Regions from separate parts of the Homo sapiens genome. Here region 1 is linked to region 2. Evidence: read pairs that join two places in POLR2A ChIA-PET (ENCODE). Cell type or tissue: GM12878. All regions are shown on one strand.

Region 1 (4,000 bases), 60 kb before region 2:
CTCCGGTGTCTGTTGGTCCCCTCTTATAAGTTTCCAACTTACAAGTGAGAACGTGCGGTATTTTGTTCCCTTTCCCTGCATTAATTGACTTAGGTTGATGGCATCCAGCTGCATCCATGTTGCTGCAAAGGACATAATTTGATTCTGTTTTATGGCTGCATAGTATTCCATGGTGTATTGTACTGCATTTTCTTTTCTTTTCTTTTTCTTTTTTTTTTTTTTTTTTTTTTTTTTGAGATGGAGTCTCGCTCTGTTGCCCAGGCTGGAGTGCAGTGGCACGATCTGGGCTCACTGCAAGCTCCGCCTCCTGGGTTCACGCCATTCTCCTGCCTCAGCCTCCTGAGTAGCTGGGACCACAGGCGCCCGCCACCACGCCTGGCTAATTTTTTTTGGTATTTTTAGTAGAGACGGGGTTTCGCAGTGCTAGCCAGGATGGTCTCGATCTCCTGCCCTCGTGATCCGCCCGCCTCCGCCTCCCAAAGTGCTGGGATTACAGGCATGAGCCACCGCGCCCGGCCTGTACTGCATTTTCTTTATCCAGTATACCATTGATGGCCATCTAGACTGATTCCATGTTTTTGCTATTGTAAAATGTGCTGCAGTGAACATACATGTGCATATGTCTTTATGGTAAAACGATTTATATTCCTTTAGGTATATAACCAGTAATGGGATTGCTGGGTTGGAAAGGTAGTTCTGTTTTAAGTTCTTTGAGGACTCTCCAAACTGCTTTCCACTGTGGCTGAACTAATCCAGTTTCTAAAAATAAATATTTTCTATATTTACTCAGTTTTCTAGTTGTTTATGGGTGAAAGTTAATTCTACACTCTGTCACTCCCCCAGGGCCAGAAGCAGAAGTCTCCTGGTTTTCAAGCATGACTTCCTATTGTGCTTATGGTTTCACTTCAGTTGCTTTTAACACACAAGATCCTGTCTTACCACTGTACTTATATGTATACAAAATTAAAACATTCCTGAATAAGTGATTGTTTTTGCTTAGGTTATTGCTTTTCCTATTCTCAAGAGAATCTAAAATATTTTTTGATCTAGATTTTTGACTGGAATATCAAACCACTTTTGAGACAAGAGGCTTTTGTATTTGAGATGGAGAATCAGGTGGAGACAGAATTAGAACTGTTCACTCACAGTTCCAATTATTAGTGGTGGTATCTGCAGATTCAGGCTGCCATAAGAATAACTCAAATCTCAGTGAGAATGAAAGTATGATATTATATAGATTTTTATTATAATTAGTTAATTATAAGATAAGAGAGAAAATTTTCTCTTGTTGGTTGCTTTCTCTTCTAGGTGTTATCTATTACTCTGTTTTCGGTGAAACCCAGGATTATGTGACAGAAAGTTTTTGTATGAAAACTCCTTGAAAATCAGTTTTAAATGTAGCTACAAAGTTAGGCAGTTACTACCATTCCAAATTAGGAAGAAGATGTAGCTGCAGATCTAGTTAGGCAGAAATTATCACTTTTTTTACCTTTGAAGATGAGAAATATAGAACTATTACCAAAATTGATCTTAATGTAATAATCATCATGAAGCATTAGTGAACATATAAGTTAATAGCTTTGTTCCATTTGAATCAGAAAATTCACAGATTCTATGTAGTGCCAATGGTGCCAAGATTATATTATATCATTGTTTTAAAATTATTATTCATATCTCTATAATACAATTCAACCGGAAAAAAATGATTATTTTTTTAGAGTCAGGGTCTTGTTCTGTCACCCAAACCGGAGTGCAATAGCACAATCAAAGCTCAATGCAGTCTCAAACTCCTGGCCTCAAGTGATCCTCCCACCTCAGTCTCCCAAGTAGCTGGAATTACAGGCGCACGCCACCAAGCTAGGTTAAATTTTTTTATTTTTATTTTAGTAGAAATGGGGCTTTACTATGTTGCCCAGGCTGGAAAAAAAAAATGATTTTTATGTGCAGAATTAAGATGCTGTGTGCCCTAGAGGAAGAAGAATGCCCAAGTGATTTTTGGTGTTGACCTAAACCTTTATTCAAGAACACTCACCGTTTAATAATAATGTTTTACTGTATACATTTGTAAGTACATAAACCACATTTTAAAAAATGCTCATCTATTCCTAAAAATCATCCTAAGTAAAGTTACTAATTGAGTCAGGTAAACAGCAAAGACCTTTTTGTGACATATTTCAGAGTGAAATACCCATGACTTTTAACTTTAAACATTTAGCAGCATAAACAGTGGTAAGTTTGTCTTAGACCATTTGGAAAATTGCCTGGAAAGAGTTTGGGTCTTAGAAAGAATTTTGCTTCAACGTGAGATCTGTGAATTGGAGAGCTGTGAAACACTGTGCAGAGAGGCACCAACACTTTCCCGCCCCCTTTATAGTTAGTTGTAGGACTTCCTTGTAACAATACCCCTTTTGAAAACACTTTTACAATAGATGATAATGCATTGATTTAGTCACATTTCTAGTCTTTTGTAGTACAGTTAAAGATTGTATTGTTTTCTTGACCAAGCTAAAATAAAACAGATGCAAGTAAATCAGACAAAGATGTGAATTTGGCATATGAGTGGACACGGTAGAATTAATATTTATTCCTTATTGTTCAGTTAAGCAGTGTTAAACATATTCAGTTAATATGAACAAGGGGGTAATGCTTTCATAGTAAAAACTGCTAAATTTTGTAAATTTTGAAATTTAATAACTTAAACATTTGAAAAAGAGAGTAATGGGCAGAAACATGATACTAAAATCTGGAACATCTACTAAAGAGTAGAATAGTTCATACACTGAATCACTCATTCAACAAATACCTGTGAATGCTCTGTGTGTGTGTGTGTGTGTGTGTGTGTGTGTGTGTGTAATTATAAATATTTTTGTGCTAAGTGATATGGGGAATGCAAATTATATTAGGTCAAAGTACAGCCATCACCAGTCTAATATTCACTGTGATGGGAAAATAAGACACTATTAGTGCACAACAAAGTGGAATTTATTTATTTATTTATTTTTAAATTTGTACAGATTCAGGAGGTACATGTGCACGTTTGTTACTTGGATATATTTTGCAGTGGTGGACTTTGGGCTCAGTCTCCTGCCTTTTGGAGTTGGAAGTGTTTAAATGTTAAACTCTTCTGGAAACATCCTCACAGACAGACCCTGAAATAATGTTTTACCAGCTATCTGAGCATCCCTTAGCCCACTCAAGTTGACACAGAAAATTAACCATCACAAATGTTTTCAAAGGAGAAAAAACTAAGTTTTAGCTGAAGAAAGACAAAAAGACGAAATTGGTGCTTAGGTCTATGGATTGTGATGATCTCGCTTTGCAAAAACATCTGGATATACTATGAGATCATGCTGGAAGATCCTCAGATTAGTTCTCAAGAATCTATGAGAGTTTAAATAGGAAGCAAATACTATTTTCATTTTAAGAAGGTATTTATTTTTCTTTTTAAAAAATATATTCTGGATAAATTTTTTAATATTGATGTCATAACCAAAATTTTACCAGGGTATATCATATTCTGTCAGTTGTGCTTTTATTTTTAACTAGATACTAAAATGTGAGTAAACAAAATCTCAACTAAAGTTGATTTCTTCAGTTTTTTTTTCTATTTCAAAACAATTTTAAATGGAAAATTATGATAAATTTAGAGATATAATAATGTTAATAAAATTACCCAATATAAAGCCAGGTGCAGTGGCTCACGCCTGTAATCCCAGCACTTTGGGAGGCCGAAGCGGGTGGATTACTTGAAGTCAGGAGTTTGAGAACACCCTGGCCAAGATGGCAAAACTCCGTCTCTAGTAAAAATACAAAAATTAGCTTGGCGTGGTGGCACATGCCTTAATCCCAGCTACTCAGGAGGCTGAGGCAGGAGATCATTTGAACCCAGTAGGCAGAGGTTGCAGCGAGCCGAGATTGTGCCACTGCACTCCAGCCTGGGCGATGGAGTGAGACTCTGTCTCAAAAAACAACAACAACAACAATATAAATAAACCAATAA
Region 2 (4,000 bases):
CTGAAACCTAAGTGTTGCATCTACAACTTTCCCTGGTATCAAGACAAATGTTACTTTAATTTTATTTACGTGTGATATATACCCCATCAAGCTTACAAAAGTAAAGTGCACATCAGATAGGACTGTTGTTGTTGTTGGTGGTGGTGTTTTTAATCAATTAGAAGGCAAAGAAATGAAACAAGTACTTATGATGAAATTGAGCACTAAATTTATCTCTCAGCTTCCTGGCAACTGAAGCAGAAGCTTTAGGAAGTGAAAAAGTCCTGAGTTTATTTAATAAGATTTCTTCAGATCCCATACACTGTCTTATTCTTAGCCCTTTGGGTGTTTAGTTAAATATACTGACTCTGCCCTTGGGTGAAGTCTTGAATGGGTGAATTCCAATTACTAAAAAAGTGAAGGCTGAATTCTTTAGCCTGCCTTTAAGGCCCTTACTGATTTGGCTTCAGCCCAAAGTTCCAGGGTCATCTTCTGCCAGCCCCATTACATACAGGTGTTCCATACAGACCAGTTCTTCCAGTGTTGATATGCAGTGCTTTCCCACATCCCTGCCATTACTGTCTGGATTTCTACAGTTTGGATTTCTACTCCTTTTTGTCTCTAACCAAATGAAACTTGTCCTTCCAGACCAACCTTCCATTTCTTATCCCTTTTGAAACTAACCTTGACCTCTCTCTTTAACTTACCAAGCTTTCTTGTTACCTCTACTGTGTACTTCTCGCTTCCTTTTTTATATATAGTTATTTGTGTGTTAGTTTTATACCTTTAATTAAACATCAAATTCTTAAAGGCTGGATCCAAGTATTCTCGCTATATCTAGGCTACATATAAAAGGTGGTCAATACACAGTTAATATAATCAATACACATATTTTATGTGTATTATATATTGTTAATGAATATATTCATTTAATAAAGTTACTGTTGAATGTATTTGAATTTCTTGAAGGAAAACATTTCTTTTCCTAGGATAGTAGGGAACAAAGAAAGAAAACCTAAAAAAAGAAGCACAATTAGAGAAACACACTCCTGTAATTTTTCTCAAAGGAAATATTTTGAGACAGCAGAACCAAGATTATAATTTTTTTTAATTGTTTTGACTTTGGGTTTTCTTTTTATAAGTCAGCTTAATATTTGTGATTTCTCTGTGCCAAAAAGTAACCAATATTAATAGAGAACAGCTTTAGTACATGTAAAAGAAAAAAATCCTTTATGTCATTTCAAACCCTCAGTGCTTTCTTTCTGACAGATTTTTAATGGTTTTATCAGCTGTTAATTAGGTTGGTGCAAAAGTAATTGCAGTTTTAAAAAAAGATCGCAAAAACTGAAATTACTTTTGCACCACCCTGATAAAAAATTGGCCTGACTATATTGCTTTGAAATGTTTCAGACAGTATTCTGTCTCCTTCATTGCTCTTCAGATACTGTTTTAGCAGTTTATCTAGATCAGTCTTACTGTGTGCATAGTCAGCATACATCAGTTTTATACTTTTAAAGCGGCATTGCATTTTACCTACGTGGAAGTTTTCTGCAGACATATTTTAAGCTTCTCTAAGAAAAGCTCTGAAGAAAATGTAGGCTCCTGTTGCTCGGAGGGCTGATGAATAAATTTAAAAAAATCATGCTCAAAGACCACTTCCTTGACAATTAATCTTTCAAAATCAGCTACGGAGTATCTAGAACTTCATAATCTATTCAAAATTGATTAACAATCTTAATTGAGAAGACATTTGTATCTGAAGTGTAGAATTTTCTTGTCTCCAGGTATACATTATTAATGTTTAGTGTCTACCCCATGGACATAAAAGAGCAATAGCATCCGTTCTCAGCTCTGTAAAAGAGACCATCTTATCTTCTCTAGAATCAATATTCAGGGGTTTCTCCTTCACTTACACACACCTCACTCTGAGCTAACCACAAGCAATGCAGTAGTGGTACCTCCAATAAATCCCACTCACCCCCTATCTCTCTCCCTTCTTTTGGCTTCTGTTGTATATATTAGTAGTCATTGTCATTTCTACCAAGTTTGGTATTAAATTGCTAGCATGTATCGTGTATCGTGAATGAAGTTTTACATTTGAAATCAGAAGAGCTGATTTGGAGTTCTGGTTCTTCCATTTATTTAGCATAGGGATTTTAATGGGTCAGTCACTTAACCATGCAAGCCTCGCCTCAATTTATTTGTTCACAAATGAGCAAAATAATATAACCAACCATCTCTTAGAGTTGTGAGGAACAAATAGTAATTAGGATGAAAATAAATTGTATGTCAACATATAAAATATTATTTGCTATTTTTGAATAATAGAATGTATAAGTTGTTGGGAAAGTAAATTTCTATGCTTGGCTTCTTCAGTGGAAACTTTTTTTTTTTCAATTTTTTTTTTTTTTTTTGAGACAGGGTCTCCCTCTGTTGCCCAGGCTGGAGTGCAGTGGCATGATCTCATCTTACTGTGGCCTCCCGGGCTCAAACAATCCTCCTGCCTCAGCCTTCCAAGTAGCTTGTACTGCAGGCATGCACCACCATGCCTGGCTAATTTTTGTATTTTCTGTAGAGACGGAGGTCTCACTGTGTTGTTCAGGCTGGTCTCGAACTCTTGGGCTCAAGCAGTACTCCCGCCTTGGTCTCTCAAAGTGCTGCGATTATAGGTATGAGCCACTGTGTCCATCCTGAAACTTTTTTTTTTTTAATTAAAGAACCAAATGAACACCTTGCAGATTTTATGTATAAGCCAGAAAGAAAGCTCAGTACATGTATAGAATGTAGCACAAGCCAACTTTTCAAAAATTAATCTTTTTAAGGGGCATTATGTAATGAAGGAGCATACATTTTTAGTTTTATCCAGGATAAAAGTGGTTCTTTTTCCCCCATTAACTTTAACACAGAGGTTTTACTTTAATTTAAATTCCAAGGACTAGGTTTTTGTTGTATATGAAGAAAACGATTTGACTAAATCCAATGTAAATGTTTTTCCTTATTCTTTGGGGGCACACACATACACACATTAATCCTTATTTTATATTTTATTTATAATACAAATATTTAATTATATTTTATTTATAATACAAATATTTAATTATATTTTATTTATAATATAAATATTTATATTTTATTTATAATATAAATATTTAATTATATTTTATTTATAATATAAATATTTATATTTTATTTATAATATAAATATTTATATTTTATTTATAATATAAATATATTTTATTTATAATATAAATATATTTTATTTATAATATAAATATTTATATTTTATTTATAATATAAATATATTTTATTTATAATATAAATATTTATATTTTATTTATAATATAAATATTTAATTATATTTTATAGGTTGAATAGGTTCCTTGTTTATCTTTTTTGCAAAATAATTTTATTGTTATAAATTGTTCTTATTATAAGCAATAAATAAGGAACCTAAATATCACAATCTGTAAAGCATTTTATTTGTGTGTGATTTTATATGATAGTTCATTAGACATTAGATAGGAAAGTATGGAAAGTTTTGAGATTGCTACATGATTGCTCTTTTAATTTGTCCAATGTATTCCTTTAAATGTTGTGAGGGATTTTTTTACCAGTGAAGTAGCTTTTGCATGCTAAGTTGTAGTGAACTGCTGGGCAGAACTAAAACATAAATGGTTTGAGGCATGATTAATAGTTGTATATGGTGGCCGGGCGTGGTGGCTCATGCCTGTAATCCCAGCACTTTGGGAGGCCGAGGCGGGTGGCTCACGAGGTCAGGAGATTGAGACCATCCTGGCTAACATGGTGAAACCCCGTCTCTACTGAAAATACAAAAAGTAGCCGGGTGTGGTGGTGGGTGCCTGTAGTCCCAGCTACTCAGGAGGCTGAGGCAGGAGAATGGCATGAACCCAGGTGGAGCTTGCAGTGAGCCGAGATCACACCACTGCACTCCAGCGTGGGTGACAGTGTGAGACTCCGTCTCAAAAAAAAAAAAAAATGGTTGTATATGGTGTAGTATCTT

What was found. Peaks named below come from ENCODE experiments on the same cell type or tissue, not always from the same donor. Only the 100,000 strongest peaks of a DNase experiment are listed, where the experiment ranks them.
Region 1: POLR2A ChIA-PET joins it to region 2 with 9 read pairs; 8 of 35 experiments call an interaction of 5 or more read pairs at or near these places.

Annotation. Positions count from the first base shown.
Region 1 is chr3:152,223,053-152,227,052 of GRCh38, forward strand. No RefSeq gene overlaps it. Among named protein-coding and RNA genes, the nearest start is that of LINC02917, 20 kb to the left of the region's middle. In GM12878, no CTCF peak of the experiment used is centred here; no DNase peak of the experiment used is centred here.
Region 2 is chr3:152,283,254-152,287,253 of GRCh38, forward strand. The region is part of intron 1 of MBNL1 (muscleblind like splicing regulator 1); the gene reads left to right. Among named protein-coding and RNA genes, the nearest start is that of MBNL1-AS1, 16 kb to the left of the region's middle. In GM12878, no CTCF peak of the experiment used is centred here; no DNase peak of the experiment used is centred here; H3K4me3 peaks cover 622 bases; H3K27ac peaks cover 1,156 bases.